Linked DNA regions of Homo sapiens: region 2 is linked to region 1. The links are chromatin loops, found by intact Hi-C in ENCODE. Cell type or tissue: heart left ventricle. All regions are shown on one strand. Links, peaks and the distances in the headings refer to the core of each region. The heading gives the core; the rest is flanking DNA.

What was found. A loop is a pair of places that touch in the nucleus more often than their neighbours do. Peaks named below come from ENCODE experiments on the same cell type or tissue, not always from the same donor. Only the 100,000 strongest peaks of a DNase experiment are listed, where the experiment ranks them.
Region 2: it touches region 1 in a loop (2.5-fold over the local background); 36 of 110 quality-filtered maps call a loop at or near these places.

What each region holds. Positions count from the first base shown.
Region 1 is chr16:50,351,084-50,359,083 of GRCh38, reverse strand. It overlaps BRD7 (bromodomain containing 7), which reads left to right. Exons shown (of 17, transcript NM_013263.5): 3 at 4,162-4,291; 4 at 4,602-4,659. It overlaps LOC124903785 (small nucleolar RNA U13), which reads left to right and starts at 6,792; the gene lies at 6,792-6,895. In heart left ventricle, for the core only: a CTCF peak has its summit at 4,017 (motif pointing right); no DNase peak of the experiment used is centred there; H3K27ac peaks cover 383 bases.
Region 2 is chr16:50,238,340-50,254,192 of GRCh38, reverse strand. It overlaps a transcript of ADCY7 not described here. Among named protein-coding and RNA genes, the nearest start is that of ADCY7, 20 kb to the left of the region's middle. RefSeq lists enhancers at 1-9, 7,017-7,728, 8,442-9,153, 9,154-9,866 and silencers at 7,507-7,566, 7,647-7,886, 7,907-8,166. In heart left ventricle, for the core only: a CTCF peak has its summit at 8,119 (motif pointing left); DNase peaks (open chromatin) are centred at 7,672, 8,011 and 8,427; H3K4me3 peaks cover 1,976 bases; H3K27me3 peaks cover 2,103 bases.

The DNA of each region.
Region 1 (8,000 bases), core at 1-8,000:
ATTTAATAAGTGACATTCACAACAAGATTCTGCAACATACTCTGAATTATGAAAAAGAAAATGTAAAGGTTGGAATCAGAATTTTAGGTGGAGAGAGACCTGTAGAGATCACAGCCTTGTGTTGTACAGATGGGAAACTGAGACTAAAACAGTGGGGTAACTTGTTAAAAGTCATATGCTGGTGAACTAGAAGCTAGATCTCCTGATTCTCAGTCTGGAAATAACATGCTATGATATCTCTATTCAGTTTAGGGTAGTTTCCAAGCATATGTTTTTATATTCTTTTTTTCTTTTGGACTCCCTAGCCCCAAAGACTTTTTGCTTTACTGAATGATAAAGTGGTTACGGTAGACCAGGATAACTAGGTAAAGATACTAGGTAGGGGTAGTTCAGAAACATACCCTCCTTTGGTACTTTTTCCACTTGGCTAGTTTATGATTGACCATCTTATCAACTCTGTAAGATAAATAATAACAGTTAAATCTCCATCTTGCATGTGGTAAAGAGGTCTGATGAGAGTAAATGAATTGCCTAAGGTCACAGAGTGGTTTTTTACTTTATTCTTTTTGTTCTTTTTTTTTTTTTTTTGAGACAGGATCTGGCTCTGTTGCCCAGGCTAGAGTGCAGTGGTGCAATCTCGACTTACCGCAACCTCCACCTCCTGGGCTCAAGCCATGCTCCTACCTCAGCCTCCCAAGTAGCTGGGACTCCAGGTGCACACCAAAACTCCTGGATTTCGCTATGTTGCCTAGGCTGGCCTCGAACTCCTGAGCTCAAGTGATCCACCCACCTCGGCCTCCCAAAGTTCTGGGATGACAGGGGTGAGCCACCGCATCCAGCCAGCAGAGTGTTTTAAGGATGAAGCTGGACTCTTAGAGCATAGGTTAGCAAGTTGGCCAACAGTTTTTGTAAATAAATTTTTATTGAAACACAACCAAATTAATTCATTTACATTTTATCTGTGGTGGTTTTCATACTACAACACATACTATAATACAAAAGCAGAGTTTAGTAGTTGTGACAGAACTTAATGGGCCACAAAGCCTAAATGTTTACAGTTTGGCCGTTTTGGGTTTTTGTTTTGTTTTGATTTGTTTTGTTTTTGAGACAGAGTCTTGTTCTGTCGCCCAGGCTGGAGTGCAGTGATGCGTTCTTGGCTCACTGCAACCTCTACCTACGGGTTCAAGCGATTCTCCTGCCTCAGCCTCCCAAGTAGCTGGGATTACAGGCGTGCACCACCACCCGCAGCGGATTTTTGTATTTTTAGTAGAGATGGAGTTTCGCTTTGTTGGCCAGGCTGGTCTCAAACTCCCGGCCTCAAGTGGTACACCTGCCTCAGCCTCCCAAAGCTCTGGGATTACAGGCACGAGCCACTGCACTTGGCCCAGTTTGGTCGTTGACCAAAAAGTTTGCTGGCCCCAGTTCTAGACTCTTGGCACTGGCACTGGATGAGTTTTTTCTACCTGGGAGAATGCATACTGCCTCTCAAGCTGTCCTTTCTTCACAGGTCACATTTAATAGGAAGGAATCTGTGTCTCTGTGGCTGTTATTTCATAGAATGGATCTTCTAAACTTGCCAGCCTACCAAGATCCATACCAGTATTTCTGGACGAAGGATTTAAAATTTTCCAAAGTTAAGAATTACTGCAACAGAATATGTTGTGAGGTGGTAAAAATACATTAACCAACTAACAGTGGTAGCTGGGATCAAGCATGAGTTCAGTTTATAACTGCTCTCTGGAACTTTTAAAACAACCATATATTCTGTATTAGGTGCTTTGGATTCTGAAAATAGAGTGCAGAGCTCTAGATCAGTGATTCTCAAAGTGTGGTCCCTGTACCAGCAACACCCACATGGCCTGGAAACTTGTTAGAAAGTACAAATTCTCTGTCTCTACCCCATACCTGCAGATCAGTAATTCTAGGGACAAGGCCCAGCCATCTGTGTTTTTAATGAGACCTTCAGGTGATTCTAATGCACACTAAAGCTTGCGAACCACAAGAATTTTTGTTTCTTGCAAAATAAAATTTTTGTTTCTTGCAAAATCCTAAATAATCCTGATGCTGCCAGTCTGGTGACCATGCTTTGAGAACCATTGCTGTAGATACTAGAAATAAAAAATAGGGCATAGGCCAAGAAAATAGCTTTTTGAGTCCATAAGATCCTGTTGAGAATCTTGATTTTGATGAGCATAAAATGGGCATTGTTGGACAATTTTACTTCAGAATTTAAATTTTAAGAATGCAGAGTACAGAGAATAATAAAACTACCATCTTGATACCAACCATCCAGCTTTAACAGATCTCAACATTTAGCCATATATATATGTGTGTGTGTGTGTGTATATATATATATATATTTTTTTTTTCCCCTAAGGAAAGAAGAGGGCAGACAGAGATCCCTTATACCCTTTCAGAGTCCCATTTCTGTCTTTCCTTCTGATAGAACCACTGTACTGAATTTGGTGTATATCACATGCATGTTTTTATAATTACAAGTTCTGCATACATCTGTAAACAATGTATGCTTACACATTTTCATACATAGCTTGTAACAGTAATTGTTCTGCAACTTTTCTTCAGACATTGTTTCTGAATGTTATCCATGTTGATACAATACAATTTTAGCTCATTTACATTACCTGTTATGTAAATATGACACAATTTATTAATCTATTTTCCTTTTAATAGGCATTGGATTATTCCTATTTTTTACTATTTTAAACAATGCTGCAGTAATCTCTTACAAGTCTCCATGTAGACCATACGACAGGAAATTTCTCTGGTATATGCACAGAGAGTAGCAGTTGAGAAGTAGGTTAAAGGCTTTGCTAGCTTTGCTAGATATTGCTAATTGCTCTGCTAAGGATTGTTCCTATTCACCCAATTGCAAGGTATGAAAATCCCATTTCTCTACATTTTTATCAAAACTTGACATTTCAGACAAATGTTGCCAAAGAGAGGCGAAATGCCTTCTAGTTTTTAAATCTATAATTACCCAAGTTCTAGGGAGCTTGAGCTAGTTCTCATGTTCTCAACATTTCACATTTCTTATTCTGTGAGTTACCTGTGATATCACTTATCTATTTCTTTTTTGGATTTTTTGCCTTTTTGCATAGATTTATAGATGCTCTTCATGGAATCCTTAATGTTTTATAAGTTGTGTTTCAAGTACTTTATCTCAGTCTATCGTTAGATTTTTAACTTGGTTCATGGATTTTGTTGAGGTACCAAAATTTATCAACTTAATATCAAATTTATCAAGGTTTTCCTTTAAAATTTATTCATTTTATATCTTTTTAAGAAAGTCTTTTTCTACTCTTGGGTCTTAAAGATGCTTTTCTTTTATCTGAAGTTCTGAAGCTTTGCTTTGTACATTTAAGTCTTTATCTGGAATTCACTTTTGTGTATGGCATGAAGTAGAGCTCAAATTCTATTTTCTCTTTTCAGGTAACAGTTGTCTCAGCACCACCCTTTTGTCATTGACTTATAATGTCACCTCTGTGATATACTAAGATTATTCTATGTACATGGGTCTGTTTCTGGGCTCTGATCTCTTCTGTTGGCTTATTTGTCTGTGTGTCAGACCCACATTGTCTTATTATCACGTTATACAAATAATATCTGGTAAGACGTATCATCTTACTCTGACCTTTTTCAAAACTATTGTGTTCTTAATCGTTCACTCTTCGAGGTAAATTAATGCAATTGGCTTGTTGAATTCCATGGAAATTTTTGTTTTTAAATTTCGATTGGCATTACATCGAATGTATTGATAACTTGAGAGAGGATTGACTCTGAATTCATGAACATAGTATATCTCCTTTATTCAGGCCTTCTGTGACCTTCAGTAATGTTTCACAGTTTTTCCCAAAAGGTTTTGGGTATCTTTTATTAGATTTATTTCTATATACACTATGTTGCTTTTTTGGATAGTATTGTTTTTCTAACTGGTTATTTCTGGCATAGAGACCCCCTTTGTTTTTTCCTTCGTGAACGTATTATTCTCTCCTTTTCCAGTAGATGGCAGTAAAGTACATTGAGCTTGTTATTAAGAATATTTTCTTTACAATGATGTCTTTTTACCCCTTAAAATGATTTATGTATTTAAAGATATTGGTTCTGAAATATTTCTAAATTATCTCCCTTTGTTCCATTTAGGAGGATAAAAAGAAGCGAGATCGAGACCGGGTGGAGAATGAGGCAGAAAAAGATCTCCAGTGTCACGCCCCTGTGAGATTAGACTTGCCTCCTGAGAAGCCTCTCACAAGCTCTTTAGCCAAACAAGAAGGTTGGAATAACTCTGAATTAACTATCCTGAATGAGGAGGCTGAAATCATTATAGCTCAGGAAAATGGTGGGGTTTTAGCTTCTAAGTTGGAGCTTTGTGATTGAATTTTTAAGTTTTTTCTCTCAAACTGCATAAGAGCTTTAAATTAGCTTCAATTTTGGATTAATACTCTCAAACTTCAATATATTTTTAAGATAAATGGAATTTCTGTATGAGATATTTAATAATGGTTGTAGAAAATGATCTAGTAAATAATACTCTCTAGAATACTCCTTTTTAAAATACCCTTTTCCCTTCTTCTTTGCTTTAGAAGTAGAACAGACACCCCTTCAAGAAGCTTTGAATCAACTGATGAGACAATTGCAGAGGTAAATGTTTTTCCAATATTTTTATAACATAGAAATTAAAATGGTAGATGTGTAGGATCCAAACCACATTTGTGCCTAACTCCAAACATACGTGATTTTAAAGTGAATGATAAATATTTTGCCTGGCAGCAGAAGTACTCCAAGAGGCTAGGCTAACTTTTAGATATTCTTTATTTGGTTTGTTTCCCTGGCAACTTGAAGGGTGTTACATAATACTTTTAATGACAAATTTCTGTCTCTAAAGTAATTTCTGATGTTAAAACTTTAAGCCAGGAATAAACAATACAGATATTTCCACTTTGCTAATAGATGGAAATACCTTCTATGTATTTGTACAATGCTTATCATGCCACAAATGTTTAGCAATTATTAAGTATGGGAGAAAAAATAAAACACCATAAATAGGAATTATGGCCTTCTTTTAAATGCAGAAATTGGTTCTAAAAATTTCAGTGCCTAGATTAAGCTACTGTTGAGTTCTTAAAAGGGAAAAGAATAACTCAATCTTTATTAAAATATTTATTTTGGGCCGGGTGTGGTGGCTCACGCCTGTAGTCCCAGCACTTTGGGAGGCCGAGGCGGGCAGATCACGAGGTCAGGAGATTGAGACCATCCTGGCTAACATGGTGAAACCCCATCTGTACTTAAAAAAAAAAAAAAAAAAATTGCCAGGCATGGTGATGGGCGCCTGTAGTCCCAGCTACTTGGGAGGCTGAGGCAGGAGAATGGTGTGAACCCAGGAGATGGAGCTTGCAGTGAGCCGAGATTGCACCACTGCACTCCAGCCTGGGCAACAGAGCAAGATTCCGTCTCAAAAAATAAATAAATAAATAAATAAAATATATTTATTTTGATATCTCTCTACTCAGAGTTTAAATTTTCAGCTCAAAGATATTTCCATTATTTGCAAAGGGTTTATGGTTGTAGATCATACATTTTTACAGTGGACTTTCTTTCATTGTATTGAACTTAAGTCAACCCAGAACACATTGTAAATAATTTTTCTCTAATGTAATCTGTATTCAATGCCTGTTCAGGTTTGCAGTTAAGATCAGAAGTTAACCGAGTATAGTAGCTCACACCTGTAATCCCAACACTTTGGGAGGCTGAGGTGGGAGGATCAGTTGAGGCCAGGAGTTTAAGACCAGCCTGGGCAACATAGTGAGACCCCATCTCTACAAAAAAATAAAAATTATCCTAGTGTGGTTGCACACACCTGTAGTCCCAGCTCCAGAGACTGAGGTGGAAGGATCACTTGAGCCCAAGAGGTTGAGGCTACAGTGAGCTGTGATAGCACCATTGCACTCCAGCCTGGGCAACAGAATGAGATCTTTTCTAAAAAAAAAAAAAAAAGAACTTACTGATCTCTCTTCTTTTTTGGTGTTTGAGAAAAATTACATCTAGTCTTTATATTTAAATAACTTGTTCATTACTTCACTACTTGTCCGAAAGGAGTGAATAGGTATTGGGTATTCCATTGCAATTTACAAGGTGTGACTGTAAAATGTCATGGCTGCCTTAGAGTTTTTCTTGCAACGTAAGGCCAGAATGTAGGTTAATGATGTCACCTTAAAAGAAATGACTTAATTAAAAGAAGACATTCAAATGGCCAACAGGTATATGAAAAAATGCTCACCATCACTAATAATCAGAGAAATGCAAGTCAAAATCACCTCACCCCAATTAGAATGCCTGTTATCAAAAGACAAAAAAAAAAAAAAAACAAAGCTGGCAAGAATGTGGTAGAGAAAGGGAAATTGTATATACTGTTGGTGGAAATGTAAATTAGTATAGCCATTATGGACAACAAGTTCCTTAAAAAATTAAAAATAGAACTACCATATGATCCAGCAATTCAGCTACTGGGTATATATCCAAAGGTAATGAAATCAGTATGTCCAGGAGATACCTGTACTCTTGTGTTAATTGCAGTGCTATTCATAGTAGCCAAGATGGAATCAGTCTAAGTGCCCATCAATGGATGAATGCATTTTTTAAAATGTGGTATGTATACACAATGGAGTATTATTCCACCATTAAAAAGAATGAAATACTATCATTTGTAACAACATGGATGAACCTAGAGGACATCATGTTAAATAAGCCAAACACAGAAGAACAAATACTGCACGATCCTTTTGTAGTTCATAAGTGTAATGATTGGGTTTTCATGTTCCTTTGTGAGATATACCGCCCTCAAACTTTGTTACAACATCAGCACATTACCCATCTGATGTGAAGACAGAAAATATGGTGAGGGCACAAATATGACATCATCTCACTCATGTGGGATCTTAAAAAGTTGATTCATAGAAGTAGAGAGTAGAACAGTGGTTACCAGAGGCAAGGGAAAGGTAGAGGTTGGTCAGCAGGTACAGAATTACAGTTAGATGGGAGGAATAAGCTCTGGTCTTCTGTTGCACAGTAAGGTGACAGCAGTCCACAACCATTTATTATATACATCAGAATAGCTAAAAGAAAGGATTTTGAATGTTCTTATTCCAAAGAAATAACAAGTGTTTGGGGTGATAAATATGCTAATTACCTTGATTTGATTATTACACCTTATACATACATACATACATACATACAAGGATACACCGAAGTATCCTTGTATATATGTATGTTAGTATATATGTGTCGAAACATCACACTGTACCCTCTAAATATGTGCAATTATTATATGTCAATTAGAAACAAAGTCTTAATGAAAAAACACTTCAGGAAGTATTTCTTAGTCTAAAGACATTGGGAATTAGAACCCAGAGCCACACTGTTTTGATTAGTTTTAGTGATTGGATGATTCTTCATCCTTACCAGGAGCTAAGCCTGGTTTAAAAAATAAAAAATCTAGTTGATCAAGTTTGATAATAGCATTTTTGGTCAAAACTAGATGGGGCTCTGTATTAAAATGACTGACCTAGGAGTTAGATAATTTCCTCCAAAGGGTAGCTGCAGGAGGCCACCCAGGGGTGAATGCTGCCGTTACGGTAACTCCTGTGGACAGCGCACATTTTGATGTATGGGTCCTGACTATGTATTTTTGCTTGTTGTCATTTTTTAGTCTCACTGCTTAGGCATCCTGCTGTGAAAAACAAAGGCAGATTCACATAGACCTGAGTCAGATTTCTACTCTTTTATTTAATGCATGACTCAGGATAGATAATTTCAACCTCACTGAGCCTCAGTATCCTCCGGTAGTGGAGGATACCACCACTTTGATGGCTTTTGTGAGGATTCGATATAAAATATGTCAAGTGCCTACCACTGGGACTAGCAACATGGTAAATATGTTTTTAAAGAAGTTGTTATTTTTTAAACCATATTTTTACTGTTATTCT
Region 2 (15,853 bases), core at 3,878-11,877, 110 kb after region 1:
TTCATAATGAAACGTCAAAACCTTGTCACTGAAAGCACTCTGGGATCTGCCATCTCCTCCATGTCTCACACAGCGAAGGGGTCGTTTTTAGCCCCTTCCTACAGATGAGGATCATGTGGTCTTGAGAGGGAAGGTAACTCCCCCGAGGTCTCAGGGTCAGAAACACAGACCCAGCCTCAACCCTGCTCCTGACTGGAGAGAGACAGACAGAGAGAGACAGAGACAGACAGATAGACAGACACACAGAGAAAGGCAGTTAGAGACAGACAAGGACAAAGACAGAGACACACACAAGTTCTTCCTGAGGTCCCCTCCTGCTGGAAGCAAAGGAGGCTCCAGGCTCTGGCCTCCAGTCCCCACCAGCATGTAGCAGCAGACACCACCGCCTCCACCCCCACCTCAACCCACCTCACCACAGGAGCTTAAAGGCTTCCAGTGCCAGCCTGGGCGGCGTCATTAGAACACACTCCTGGCAAAGCCCTCCCCCCGGAGCCCCTCCCTGTCTCATCCTCTGACCACAAAAGAGTGGGCAGTGGAAAGCGCTCAGTGCCCAAGACCTCCACACTCCCAGACGTGGTCCCACCACAAACCTGGGTCCAGCCTGAGGGCACCACAAAGGTAAGAAACGGACCCATTTTTGGCTGGGTGCGGTGGCTCACACCTATAATTCCAGCATTTTGGGAGGCCACGGCAGGGGTGGATCATTTGAGGCCAGGAGTTTGAGACCAGCCTGGGCAACATGGTGAAACCATGTCTCTACTAAAAACACAAAAATTAGTCGGGCATGGTGGCACACATCTGTAAATCCCAGCTACTCAGGAAGCTGAGACAGGAGAATCATCTGAACCCAGGAGGCGGAGGCTGCAGTGAGACGAGATTGCGCCACAGCACTCCAGCCTGGACGACAGAGCAAGACTCCATCTCAGAAAAAAGAAAGAAAAGAAAAAGAAATGGACTCGTTTTAATTTACCCTAAAGAAACAGTCCCACTACATGCAAGGACTTAGCTACGGGCTGTTTAGTGCAGCTCTCTAACTGCGAAAATGCTGGAAACAACCGAAATGTCTGCAACAGGGGACAGAGAAAATCGTGCAGGGCACCTCCTGTGTCAAAGGCTGGGCTGCTGATGTCTGTAACACTTTAACCTCCCTGACCCCCAACTCCACACCCAAAGCCTGGGGCAGACAGAACTCCCCTTAGAGGACAATAAAGAAAGTTGTAATGCTCAACTTTTTTTCTTGTAATATGTTGAAAAAAGAAAAGAAGTCTGGAAGAATATACACCAATATGTTAATGGGTTACTTCGAGTTCCAATTCTATTAAGAAGTTTTTTCCCCACCTTATTACTTATATTTTCTGATTTTTCATTACCTAAATGTGAATTGTTTCTGTACTTTAAAAAATGAAAACCATTTAAAAATAAGAAACGAGCTTTTTCCTCCTCCTGGGAATGGAGCCCAGAGCCTTAGCCCAGGAGGCAGAAACTCTGGCTTCTAGTCCCAGCATTGCTATTGCTTGGTCATGGGACCTCTGAGGGTCACTTCACCTCTCTGAGCCTCAGTTTCCCCATCTGTTGAACACCAAACTCACCAAGGTGAGCTCCTGCCATCGTCACTGAGCCTGTCCCCTCCTCTGTGAGATGATGACCTTAAGGCACAGCTACGAAGGCACACAAACAATGCCTACCCAGGCACACAAACAATGCCTACCCAGGCACACAAACAATGCCTGCCCAGGCACACAAACAATGCCTACCCAGTGGCTGCCTCCACCCCACACCCTGGGTCATGCCTATTGCCAGCCTTTGCTCAACCCATTCCTGCTGGCCCCGAAGCCAGGCTGGCGGGGGACCAGTGGCATTAGAAGCCAAGCACTGGAATGAAACCATCATGTCAATCATGTGTGCAGAGCTCAGCCCTGCTCAACACTGACAAGTCCCATTCCTCCTGCTTCCACCCACCCTCCAGGAAGGTGGTCTAGCCCCATCTCACATAGGAAGAACCAGAGGCTCGGCACAGAGAAAGGACTGCCTGCCTACATACACCCAAAAAGGAAAAAAAACAGCAGCCCGGGGGCTCCTCCTGCACCGTCCTCAAGGCGTGGTCAGCGAGCCACCCCGCACCCCTTCTTCAGGGCCAGGCACACATTTGAGGCTGCAGGAGGGATGGACAGAGGCCTGGGACTGTGACAGGAGAGCAGGCTGGAGCCCCAAAGCTTCAGCTCCTCTTCCTCCTCGCCTGAAGCCCCCAGCCATTGCCCACACACACCAGGTGCTCAAATACTGGCTGAGTCAAGGCAGTGCAATGCTATGCCCTCTGCGTGGGGGAGCAGGCCGGGGAAGGGGAGAACCCAAGCTTTGTGGCCCAGCACCCTGCGATCACTTCCTAGGACAGTGAACTGGGAGCCCCCGGAGGCCAGGCGGGGACAATGACAGGCAAGGCTGGCTGGCTAGGTGGGGACTGGGGCACACTGGAGGCCCGAGCTCTGGGTGAGGCGCCACCCTGCCGAGCTTCCACCGGTAGCTGCCATGCAGCAACGTGGCCAGGGGTACAGGCCTTCTAAGTTGGCAAAAGAAACTAGAAATCTAGGCTTTATGTAAAAATCTTGTGGTTTTCAAATGTTGATGATTAATTCAAAATAAACTTTAAGCACTTCTGCAGTCCTCCTCCCACGGCCCTGGCCTCTGCGGTGTCCTGAGCAAGCCACTTCACCTCTCTGGGCTTCAACTGTGTCATCTGTAAAGTGGAGAAACAAGGCCTGCCCCTCAGGATCATGGCAACAGGAGATGGGACACACGTTGCCCATACTAAAGATAACAAAAAGCGGCAGCAACAATAACAGCTAATGCTCGATGAGTGCCAGAGGCTGTTTTAAGTACCGGGAAGTAATGTCATTTCATCACACCACAATCTCATAAGACAGGCTTTTTTTTCTTTTTCTTTCTTTTTTTTTTTAAATCAGGGTCTCGCTCTATCACCCAAACTAGTGGGCAGTAGAGTGATCATAGCTCATTGCAGCCTCAAATTCCTGGGCTCAAGTGATCCTCCTGCCTCAGCCTCTGGAGTAGCTGGGACCACAGGCGTGTGCCACCACACCTGGCAATTTTTTTTTTCTTTTTTTGGGAAGAAACAGAATCTTGCTATGTTGCTCAAGCTAGTCTCAGACTCCTGGCCTAAAGCGTTCCTCCTACCTTGGCCTCCCAAAGTGCTGGGATTACAGGTGTAAGCCACCTCACCTGGCAAGACAGGCATTTTTTAAAGCTGTATTTTGAAATACTTTCAAAAAACTTTCAGAAGTGATAAGTACAAAGAATTCTATACTTTTTAATCCAGATTTGCCTATTTGTACAATTTTGCCTCATTCTATATCTATACATTTACCCTGTGCCTCTTTAGCCTTGCAAATTTCCAAAGATCAAGGGCTCATATAAACAGTTATCAGATCATTTAATGTTGATACAATACTTTAATCTACAGCCCATACCCAATTTTATCAACCATCCCACTGATGTGCTTTATACCTTTTTTCCCACCATATGCTCACATACTGCATTTTTAAAATTTGTTTTAAAATTGTTTATTTTTAAAAATAGAGACAGAGTTTCACCACATTGTCCAAGCTGGTCTCACACTCCTGATCCACCCACCTCAACCTCCCAAAGTGCTAGGATTAAATATGTGAGCTACTGCACCTGGCCACATACTGCATTTTAGGTTTTTTTTTTTTTTTTTTTTTTTGAGATAGAGTCTTGCTTTGTCCCCCAGGCTGGAGTGCAGTGTCGTGATCTCGGCTCACTGCAACCTCCGCCTCCCGGGTTCAAGCGATTCTCCTGCCTCAGCCTCCCAAGTAGCTGGGACTACAGGCACAAGCCACCATGCCCAGCTAATTTTTTGTATTTTTAGGAAAGATGGTGTTTCAACATGTTGGCCAGGCTGGTCACGAACTCCTGAGCTCAAGTGATCCGCCCGCCTCGGCCTCCCAGTGTGCTGGAATTACAGGCGTGAGCCACCCCACCCGGCCAATTCATTTTGTTGTCACCTCTCTTCAGTGTCCTTTAACCTGGAGGTTAAATCCTTGGCCTTTGAGATAAGCACTCTTACTGTCCGCATTGTATAAGTGAGAAACTGAAGGCTCAGAGGGGTTGAAGCACTTGCCCAAAGTCACACAGCTACCAAACATTGAGCTGGGACTCAAGCCCAGGGGACTCTCTTTAGAGCTTGTGCTGCTCTTGTCCTCCAGGCCCAAGAGCTTCCAAAGAAAGACCTTTGTTGTTAACTGAACAGGGGCTCCCTCTGCAAACAGCTGCTCAAGGCACCTCACTCAGCAGGTGGTCATTAATTGAAGGAGCACCCTCCTGTGCACACATGGGCTGGGCCGCAGGCTGCCCGCTCCCCACACCTGGCAATGGCCCTGGCCAGATGCCCACCACCTCCCCCAGCAGGGCCCCACATAGCCATTTCCAGAGAAAGAATGTGCTTACCTGCAGAGGAGCCTCCCCACCTCCTGGCAAACTGGGCGATAACGAGGGCCTTAGAGGGCTGGGGCCAGGAGTGCCTGCCATGTTCTCCCCTTACAGTATAGTCGAGGCCCAAATGTCCAGGTCCAAAAGGCAGAGCCTGAAGTCATAATCACCTGCAGGCCACATCCCTAACCCACAGACCAGGGCTCAGGGGGAACCCATGAGGTCAACTGTCTAAGAGGGGCCTGAGTACTTTGGTTTTGTTGTTGTTGTTGTTGTTGTTGTTGTTTTAGACGGAGTCTTGCTCTGTCGCCCAGAGCAAGCTGGAGTGCAGTGGCGCTAACTCGGCTCACTGCAACTTCTGCCTCCTGAGTTCAAGCAATTCTCATGCCTCAGCCTCCCAAGTAGCTGGGACTACAGGCACACACCACCATGCCTGGCTAATTTTTGTATTTTTAGTAGAGACGGGGTTTCATCATGTTGGCCAGGCTGGTCTCAAACTCCTGACTTCAAGCAATCTGCCTGCCTCAGCCTCCTAAAGAGCTAGAATTACAGGTGTGAGCCGCTGCGCCAGGCCAGAGCCTGAGTACTTGCTAAGACACACAATAGGACCATGCTGGAAGGCTTACAGGAAGAAGGCACAGCAAAGGGCAAGGCCTGGGAGGTGGGAGTGGTGCAGGCTCTTACGCAGAGAGCAGAAAGCACTCAAGGGGGCCACACACAGTCTGCAGTATCTGGGAAGAGGAGGCAGGACCCAGATAGCTTCCCAACCGCCATGAGCCACAGATCCCAGCAGACACACAGCGGAAGAGGTGACATGAAGCTCTGCCACCGACCAAAAGGGTATCGTCCACCTGAGTCCCAGGCCGTTCTGTTAGGCTGTGAGGCTATTGTGTACTGAAATACCTCAAAATCCTGGAACCTCACCACGTGATATCCTGTCAAATTCAGAAACTGGCATCAGCCTCCAGACCTCATCTTGCAAACCCAATTCTAAGATTCAGATGCAGCAGAACTGCTCTTGAAAATTTACCAGAGCAAACACAAAGGGAATAAAGTTTTGCTTTTCTTCCTCATTGCCGACAATTTTGAAAACACAGAAAGCACGACTAAATAAGAAAATGATCTGTCCACGAACTCCCCCAAAGATACCCTAAATTTTTATACAGGGTATCTGTAAAAAGTAACGGCCCCTGCCTACCCTTCAATGCGCAAAAGCACAGCCTAGCCTGCCTGCAGTGTGAGTGTTTGGCGTCAAAGTGCATCCACTTGGTCTCCCCTACTGGCCATGGCAGGGCCCATGCCTAACTCAGCTCTCTGCCTCCTGCCCAGACACAGGCCACCCCTTGCTGGATTCAGCAGGGATGGGGAGGAGGGGACATAGGCCCCTCTCCATCAGCAACATTCCTTTGTGCCCATCAAGAAGGGGGCTCCAAGAGGTGGGGGTCAGGAGCAAAGCCCCAGGGCTCTTCTGGGTATGGGGTACGAACAGGAAGAGGGAGAGGTGGGCGGGGCAAGGGCAGGGAATGTGTGCTGCCCGTGGTCGGGCACTCACCAGGCCCACTTGATTCTGCATTTAGGGATGGAGCTCAGGCTCGCTGATGTGGACCCAAACCAGCTCCACCAAGAACACATGAGAACAGCCCGGCTCCTTGCTACCAGACCTGTGAGGACCTCCGCTTTCTCATCTGCAAATGGGACTGGTCGTTTGGGTCCTGCCTAACTTATGATTAAAGATACAAGGGATACGCAGGGGCTTTGTAAGGGCCTGGGAAATTGGAGGGCTCCCTGGGAGGGCTCAGCAGCCTCAGCTCTCCCTGCTCTCCTCTGTAAAAAGCCCAAAAGTACCCACTCTTTTAAGCCCAAGGGCACTTAGGGCCTGTGTGGCTGCTGAGGGAAGAGGACCCAGCACCTGGGGATCCCGAACGAGCAGAGGAGAGGCAGCTTTAGAACACCTGGTCCTGCGAAGCCAGGCTCCCAGCCACAGAAGACTGCTTCAGATGGAAAAGAAACTGAATCATAAAATCAGGAGTCAAAAAGAAAGAAAGAAAGAAAGGCTGGGCACAGTGGCTCACACCTGTAATCTCAGCACTTTGGGAGGCTGACGCAGGAGGATCACTTGAGCCCGGGAGTTCAAGACTAGCCTGGACAACATAGTGAGACCATGCGTCCACCAAAAAAAAAAAAAAAAAAAATTACTAAATTAGCCAGGCGTGGTGGCGCACACCTGTAATCCCAGCTGCTACTCGGGAGGCTGAGGTGGGAGGATCACCTGAGCCTGGGAGGTGGAGGTTGCCGTAAGCCATGATTGTGCCACTGCACTTCAGCCTGGAGGACAGAGCAAGGCCCTGTTTCAAGAAAAAAAAAATCCTGCCTCCGCATATGGACCCAACTCACCATGCAGGGTTCTCACCTCTGCTCCCCAGGCCCAGTCAGCCACTCCTGTGGGGTCCCCCCATAGACCTGGAGTCTGACCCCTCCCCACAGCCTGTCCCCAGCTCCACAGCCCACAAACTCCCTTCTACAAGGGCACCTGCCCACGTTTGAAGGCATTCACTGAACCTGAGAACCCCCTCCTCTCAGGGCCCAAAGCCCCTGCCTAAGTCCCCACAGCTGTAGCCTCACCCGGAGTTCACTACAGTCCTGTTGGTCATGCATTCATTCATTCATTCATTCATTCATTCAATCTCTGGAGCATCACTCTGGACCAGGCCCGAGGGGGCTTCAGCCGACCACACAGGGTATCCTGTTCCTCATTTTAAGGGCTCTACTTCTGTCCACGGCGCCCACGTGGTCATTTCCAGCTTCAGCTCTGGGACTCAGAAAGGAGTTCCTGGCCTTTGAGGGAGGGGACCTGAGACATAAACCAGTAAAGGGAACAACTCCAATCCATGGAGAGGCTCCAGCCTCTCTCCCCTACCCGGGGTCGGCTCCCATTGTCACTTCCTCATGTGCAAGGCATCTGGGTTTCCCGGTTGGGGTCCGAGGCAGGGGCCGGGCCTGGCTCACTCTCCCCTGGACCCTGGTCCCCTTTGGCCACCGAGGGGTCCTGCTCGCTGCTGGCTCCGGCGGGAGCGCTGCAGACCCACAGCCCGGTCCTGCGCCCACAGAGGCTGCTACCCTGTGCAGTGTTTGCTTCCAACAGGCCCCGCCGCCCCGAGCCAGCCCCCTTCTGTGCCCTAAGCCAGTCGGGCTCCACCACAGGGGTCTGGGGCCGGGCGGCCTCCCTCGAGTCTCAGTCTTGTTATCGGAAAGCGGGCGCCAGCTGGGGCAGCGTCTGGGAAGCGTCTCCTGGCCGTGCCTAAGGGAGGAGGTCGTGGCCCGAGGGAGGGGTCTCGGAGCATTTCCGACCCACCCGGGCAGGAGCCGCCACCGCCGGGCACCCGCGAGGCCGGGGAAGGGCGGGCCGGGAGAGGGGCCACCCGCCCGCCTGTGTGGGGACCGCGCGGAGAGGGGCAGCGGCCACGGGCACCCCCGACCCCGGGCGCATCCCCGGCCCGCCCGCCGCGCTCCCCCGCGCCCCGCGCTCACCTGCTGCGCGCTCCCGCTCCACCGCCGCCCGAGTGGCCGCCCCAGTGGCAGCGGGCTGGCCCGGCACTCACCGCGGGCGGGGAAGGAGGAGCGGCCGCAGGCGCCCCCCGCTGGCCGCGTGTCCCAGGCCTGGGGCGCGGGGGCGGGAGCCGGGGCGGGGGGCTGGGGGCTGGGGGGCGCCCAGGAGGCCGCGTCCACCCTGCAAGCGCAGCTGTCCCCGCCCCGCCCCACCCCACCCCACCCCACCCCAGCTCCCCTAGAACCGTGGGAAAGGCGCTGCCGCGGGAGGGAGCGGCCGGGCAAGCTCGGGGCGCCGCAGGAAGGAAAGGCGTCCCAGCAGGACCTTCTCCAGGTACCGCGCGCACGTGCTGGGGAGCGCCAGGCCGGCCCCACCCCCAGAGGGAAACACTTTCTAGCAAACTCTTCCAGTGTTTCTGCCCCAGGCCTCCCCTCCCCCTGCAGGAGCGCCCGTGTTTCTGGAAGGATCCACAGACGGCGGGCCAGTGCCCTCCTCCCAAGCCGGGGGAGCTTTGGTCCCGCCTTACGTCTCACTCAGGCCTTAACCTCCTATGGCAGGGCTCAGGGGCGGGAGATGACAGCGACCACCCCTGTAGGTGTCCTCAGAAAGTAGGTGTTGTAACCTCGTTGTGATCCCTGCAACCCAGGGTGGGGCCCCAGTGTTGGCAGAAAAAAAATCTGCTCTGTTTCCAAGAAACTCAGACAGGGTGAGCAAGAAAGCCTCCTGTGAGTCACCCTGGGAGGGGCAGAGGAGGTCGTCCGCAGGAGTAATCAAGTCTACGAGGGCATTTCTCACTCGCAGACCCCCATGAATCCCGCCCTTTCCCACTGGTCTAAAGCTCCCTGGTACCCAGGAATTGGGGGTTCCCACTTCACTGAGAGGGGTTACAGAAGCACCTGTTATGCCGATTTCTCAGGTCCGACCCCCAAGGCCCTAGCAGGTCTTCATAGAAAGGGCCAGAGAGTCTGTAGTTTAACAAGCACGGAGGAAATCTATGACAAACAGGTAGCAGAAACGCTGATCTACTGGGAACCTATGGTGGAATCCTGGAGCCTGCTACCCCGGCTCACCCTAGAGGGGAGAGATCTTGGTGTGGGAGGGCGTTGCCCCCCGCGGTGGGCCTGGAACCCAGCCTCAGGCCACCCACGTTGAAACCATGCTGAGAAATCAGATGGCCGAGGCTGGAAGGTGGAGCCTCTGATTTCCACTCCAGATGGCCACAGAGAGGTCCCACCTGAGACTTACATCCCAGCAGCAGCAAGCCCTCTCGGCTTCCCGCGCTGGTCAGGCAGCTCCTCTGGGCTCGTGCAGCCCCCGGGCATCAAGCATGGTGGCATTTGGCTCTCTGGGCCGGTGCGACTCCACTACTCATCGGCCTCCCCGTGGAGGGCCCTGGCCGGGTCACTGCAGCATCCTGAGGGCTCACCCGGGAAGATCTGAGCAGCTGGGGCCTCCCTGCGCCGGTAATGGGAATCCCGGCAGCAGTGAAGAAAGGTAATAGGATCATCAGCAGAGCCAGCTTCCGAAAGCACCGCCCACCCCCGGCAGCCCCACCCCTTTAGCAGAACCTTGAAAACGAAGAAACCCACCTGTTTCCCCAAGGCCTTCAGAACAGCCAGTGCCTCAGGGTCACGGTGACCTCTGCCAAGGTCAGCCCTGGAAAGAGAGAGGGGAGCGGAGCCAGCTATGGAGGGAGGGTCCTGCTGGGACCCACACTCAGTGCTCTCCAAGCCAGGAGCCCTCAGCCCTTTCCGGTGTGTGGAACAGTGCTATGACTTCCCAGCCCGTCATCTGTGTGTCATCTTCACGCAAATCTATGAGCAAGTCTCCTGACAGCAGACAGGAAAACAGAGCTGGAGAAAGTGAGTTATACACCGTGCCTGCATAACTGCTCCCATCAGAACCTTCGGGACATATCCATCATCCCCATGGTCCTCATCGCCACTGTGGACCTGTCAGCGGGATCACCCCGTTGGATACTCAGTCCTCAATAGGGGATTCTCAAATGGTAACCAGCAACGGACTCACCCAGAGGTCTGGTGAAGGCACACATGGCTGGGCTCCACTCAGTTTCGAATTCAGCAGAACTGGGTCCGTACTGAGACTTAACTTCTGTCTCACTCCCAGGTTACGCTGATGCTGCTGGTCCTTGGCAGACTGGGTAGCAAGGCTCTAAGGCACTGGATTCCAAATAAGGCTGGAGTCCCATTCCCAGAGATTCTGGTCCTTGGGTGGGTCTGGGAATATGCAGTATTTTTAAAATCCAGGTGAGTTTAATTTGTGACAAGGATGGCACTTCAAATCAGAAAGGAAAAGGAATGGCGCCTTTTTTTTTTTTAAAGCCACAGCTGGATAAACTGGTGGCACGTGGCTGTGGTCCCAGCTACTTGGGAGGCTGAGGCAGGAGGATCGCTTGAGCCCAGGAGGTGGAGGCTGCAGTGAGTGGTGATCGCACCACTGCACCCTAGCCTGGGCAACATAGCGAGACATGGGCACACAGAACCACATCTGGTTATTTTGTTTGTTTGTAGAGACAGGGTCTCACTATGTTATCCAGGCTGGTCTCAAACTCCTGGGCACAAGTGATCCTCTTGCCTCAGCCTCCAAAGTGCTGGGTGGGATTAGAGGCATGAGTCACCTGCACCTGGCCTAAAAATTTTTTTTAATAAAAATTCGTTTAATTTTTATTTAAAAAAAATTTTACACCAGCAGTGGCATGAGCTTGTAGTCCTACCTATTGGGAGGCCAAGGCAGGAGAATCGTTTGAGCCCAGGAGTTTGAGACCAGCCTGGGCAACATAACAAGATCCCTGTCTTTTTAAAAAAACAAACAAAAACTAATAGAGGAAAGATATTTGTGTTTGAAAATGAAACCTATAAGAGAAAATACGTTAGTAATTTTGGAGTGGAGAAGTATGCATGGGAAATTGAATGCACACGGAAGAGCTGCTGTTGAAAGTTGCATGTCTCTGTCCAGATGAGGAAGTCTCCAGATGTCCACATCTAATGTGTTTGTGATTTTAATGATTTATTTATTCATTGAGACAGAGTGTTGCTCTGTCTCCCAGGCTGGAGTGCAGTGGCGCAATCTCAGCTCACCGCAACCTCCACCTCCCGGGTTCAAGCGATTTTCCTGCCTCAGCCTCCCAAGTAGCTGGGACTACAGGCGCCCACCACCACGCCCAGCTAATTTTCGTTATTTTTAGTAGAGACAGGATTTCACCATGTTGGCCATGCTGGTCTCGAACTCCTGACCTCAAATGATCCATCCACCTTGGCCTCCCAAAGTGCTGGGATTACAGCCATGAGCCACCACACCCAGCCGTGTTTATGATTTTAATTATCCACTGTGTTGATAAGCTCCAGAACGCAGTGACCTGGGGTCCCTCCTAACTTATGAGTGCCCAGTGCCCACTGCTCCAGGGCACTCTGCATGTGTTGCCCGAGTCACTTTCTGTGGTGGGCAAGAGTTTGGGGCTTTATTTCACTTGTGCAACGAGAAGATTTAAAAATTTAAAATCAACCACAACAGAAGCTAACAGTCATGTATTTCGGCCACCTTAATCCTGCCCTTCACCAGGCAATGAGAACAACAGCCAAGTAGGAGAATATAAAAGTTTCCTGAGCGGTGCCTGTCCTTTCAGTCCTTTTACAGCCTCCTGATGCATCACTACGCAGAGCGTGGCGTTAGCCTCCTCAGCCAGATGGTCCTTGCTGCCTGTCCCCGAGGAAGGAAGAGCTCCCTGCTTTCCCACACTTCCTCCAGTGGTGCTCGCCACAGGACAGAAGCTCAGTGAGTGCCTAAGCACAGGCAATACTGCTCATGAGGTTTTTTTTTTTTTTTTTTTTTGAGACAGAGTCTCTCTGTTGCCCAGGCTGGAATGCTGTGGTACGATCTTGGCTCACTGCAACCTCCACCTCCCTGGGTTCAAGCGATTCTCCTGCCTCAGCCTCCGGAGTAACTGGGATTACAGATGTCCGCCACCACCCCTGGCTGATATTTGTAGTTTTAGTAGAAATGGGTTTTCACCATGTTGGCCAGTCTGGTCTCCAACTCCTGACCTCAGGTGATCCACCCACCTTGGCCTCCCAAAGTGCTGGGATTACAGGTGTGAGGCCCCGCGCTCAACCATAATTTCTAATTAGAAAAGGGAAGAAGGCCAGGTGGCTCATGCCTGTAATCCCAATACTTTGGGAGACTGAGGCGGGCAGATCACTTGAGGCCAGGAGTTCAAGACCAGCCTGGCCAACATGGTGAAACCCCATCTCGGCTAAAAAAAAAAAAAAAAAAATACAAAAATTAGCCGGGTGTGGTGGTGCATGCCCGTAATCCCAGCTACTCAGGAGGCTGAGGCAGGAGAATTGCTTCAACCCAGGAGGTAGAGGTTGCAGTGAGCTGAAATTATGCCACTGCACTCCAGCCTGGGCAACAGAGTGAAACTCCATCTCAAAAGAAAAAAAAAAAAAGAAAATTTAAGAAGCAGCTAAGAGTGCCAGTCCTTCCCCTACCCCAGCAGGAACCGGTAAGCCTTTTCTCTGGAAGAAGGTAAAATAGACAGTCTCTGAATTGGGGAACACCAAGCCCAGCTGTGGGCAGGGCTACCCAACTGAAAACAGGAAAACTTTAAAGGCAAATTCACATGGAAGGCTGGGACACACGCCTCCCCCCACCTCACACTAGCCCTCTTCCACCCTCAGCTCCCAGGATGTTGGTGGCCCAGAGCCTTACCCCCAGGCTGGAGGAATTCTTTGGGGAACCCCACAGCCTGCTAATTCTTACAGAAGCACACCACTGACTTAGCCATATTGATTGACAGAGCTTCCCCCCAGCTCTTAAATATGTGCAGGTAACCAGGAATCACCAGAAATCCATGGACAGCCTCAACCCCACAGAGAGTCCAAAACAACAAATGAGAAAAAAGCTAACAGGGACTATGCAGGTAGACAACAACCTAACAAAATGATACCATTCATATCCTCAGAGATTCCAAACCTATATTGTAACTAGGAAACAAAATTGGATACTATTTTTTTTAACAAGGAACATCTGGGGCCAAGAAAAGGACTTGGAAAGTAAAAACATGATAACAGAAATTTAAAAACAACAGAAAGTTTGGAAGTGGAACAAAAAGTCAGAGATGGAAAATAGAGAAGAAAAGCTAAAATGAGAGGATCAGTTCAGGAGATGCAATACCTGAATAGTTATGGAGTTCCTGAGAAAACAGAAAGGAGGGGAAAAAATAATTCCAGAAGTTTCCCAGGACTGAAGGACATGCAGTACCACATCAGATGCCCCATCACATCAAGTTCCCAGTGCAGTAGATGAAAACAGACTCGCCTAACTTTCATAATAGTGACATTTCAGAACACAAAGAGGAGATCCCAAAAGTTTCAAAAAGAAAGGTTACAACTAGCTTTAGACTTCTCACAACAACGCTGGGAGTGATGAAGCAATGTTTTCAAATTCTGGAGGAAAGATGTTTTCAACTCAGGATTCTATATCCAGCCAAGCTAACAATTGAGTGTAAATGAAGAACAAAAATATTTTCGGATGTCTACTGCCTGCACGCTTCCAGAAAGCTACTGGGGGATGAGCACCAATGAAAGGAAACAGTTTATCAAGAAAGAGGGAAACATAAGACACATAGGAGAGGAGCTGCCCCATGGGATGCATGGAAGAAAAGCGTCATTTAGGATGAAGTTTGTGTGCTGGGCACAGCTGGCCAGAAACTCCAGGACAAGTGCCTCTGAGAAGATGACAGTGATAAAATACCTTATGTGCTAAGCATTTGGAGGGGCTTAGAACATTGGCATAGTTTAGGGGGAATTAGTAAACAACATGGAAAAGAAAAACTCAGGAAAAACAAAAAGAACTTGCACGGAAAAAGAAATATTACACAGTTCAGGCTGGGCACAGTGGCTCACACCTGTAATCCCAGCACTTTGGGAGGCCAAGGCGGGTGGATCACTTGAGGCCAGGAGTTTGAGGCCAGCCTGGCCAATATAGTGAAACCCCATCTCTACTAAAAATACAAAAATTAGCTGGGCATGGTGGTACATGCCTGTAATCCCAGCTACTCAGGAGGCTGAGGAGGGAGAATTGCTTGAATCCAGGAGGCGGAGGTTGCAGTGAGCTGAGATCACCCTGCTGCACTCCCACCTGGGCGACAGAGCAAGATTCTGTCTCAAAAAAAAAAAACCAAAAAACAAAAAACAAAAAAAATCAGACAGTGAGGCAGGGAGGATCACTAGGGCCCAGGAGGTTGAGGTTGCAGTGAGCCTTGATTGCACCACTGCAGTCTAGCCTGGGCAACAGAGCAAGACCCTGCCTCAAAAAAAATTTAAAATGATAAATAAAGAAATATTACACAGCTCAGTTGATAAGAACAGCCCTTACACAGTCACTATAATGTGAACACTGACTATTGAGCTAAACGAAATTCATTTTAACTCTATTGGGAGGCTAGGGCACAGAAGCAGTTCAGGGGTGGCAGGAAGTCAACACAATTTCAAGAACTAAAAATCAAGAATCAAGACGTGGCAATAGAGGTCTATTATTTAGAGACATGGAGGTAAACACAGCACCTCAGAAAAACACAAAAAGTTGGAAATAGCTGCCTTAGAAAAGGGGGAAAGTAGAAGGAGGGATGGGGGACAAAGTGCTTGTAGTCCCAGCTGCTTGGGAGACTGAGGTGGGAGGATGGCTTGGGCCCAGGATCTCCAGACTATAGTGTGCTATGATAGCACCTATGAATAGCCACTGAACTGCAGCCTGGGCAAGACAGCCAGACTTATCTATTTAAAAAAAATAAAATAAAACACTATTTGTGTTTAAACTGTGACAAAACTGGTGCCCTAGTCCTATCCACCTGCTTTCACCTGTCTTGGCAGGGCCCAGCCCACCTCCCCAGCACCTCTGCAGCCCTCCCTGTGCCCTGCCGTGTTGCTTAAGCACCTGTCTCAACAGGCTTCCCTGTGCCACCTGCTAACCTCACATCTCCCTGCAGAGACATCTTAGGCACTGATGTCTGGCACGTGAAAGCACAATTTTCTTAAATTGGACTCTTAAAAACAAAGATGTGTGGCGTAACCCACCTTGTGACTATTTTGAAGGGTGCTGTGGAAAGCCACATTCCCGAGGCCACCTGTTGAGTGATTTAAGTACCAAAGTGGTTTACAATCTAAATTGAGCAATAACTCTTTTGAAAATTGATACACCATTTAAATAAGCCACTTGCTACTTTTAATAACTCTCTCCTTTCCTTTTAATGTTGACATTAAACATTAAGGCATTTTTACCTCTAGTCTCAGCTGTGCGTTGGATGGTTCCTCTTCAACAAAATTTTACTCTCACATTTTCAAATAGTAGTTACTTGCTTTAACACACACATGCACTTGCACACACATACATAATTATATATTGTCAATTTACAATACAAGAAAAAAGGTCTTCTGCAACACACACACACAAATTTATACTACTTCTCAAATGAATTATTAGATTATTAGTTTGGGTTTAACATGGTTTCTTTAGACAAGCAAGAAATATAAAGCATTTTACTTGAAAGGTTAAAAGGTGAAATTCTTCCAACTTCAAAGTCAAAGATTGCATTCCTAAGCCAAACTGGTAAACATAGTACATCTCATAATGCACTTACTGAGCTGAGTGTGGTGGCACATGCCTGTCATCCCAGCTACTTAGGAGGCCGAGGCAGGAGGATCACTTAAGCCCAGCAGTTCGAGGCCAGCCTGGGCAACACAGGGAGAACCCCAGCCCCGAGAAAAGACTTTTCCAAAGAATAGAAATTACAGCAGAAATTCTTTTTTTTTTTTTTTGGGGGGGGGA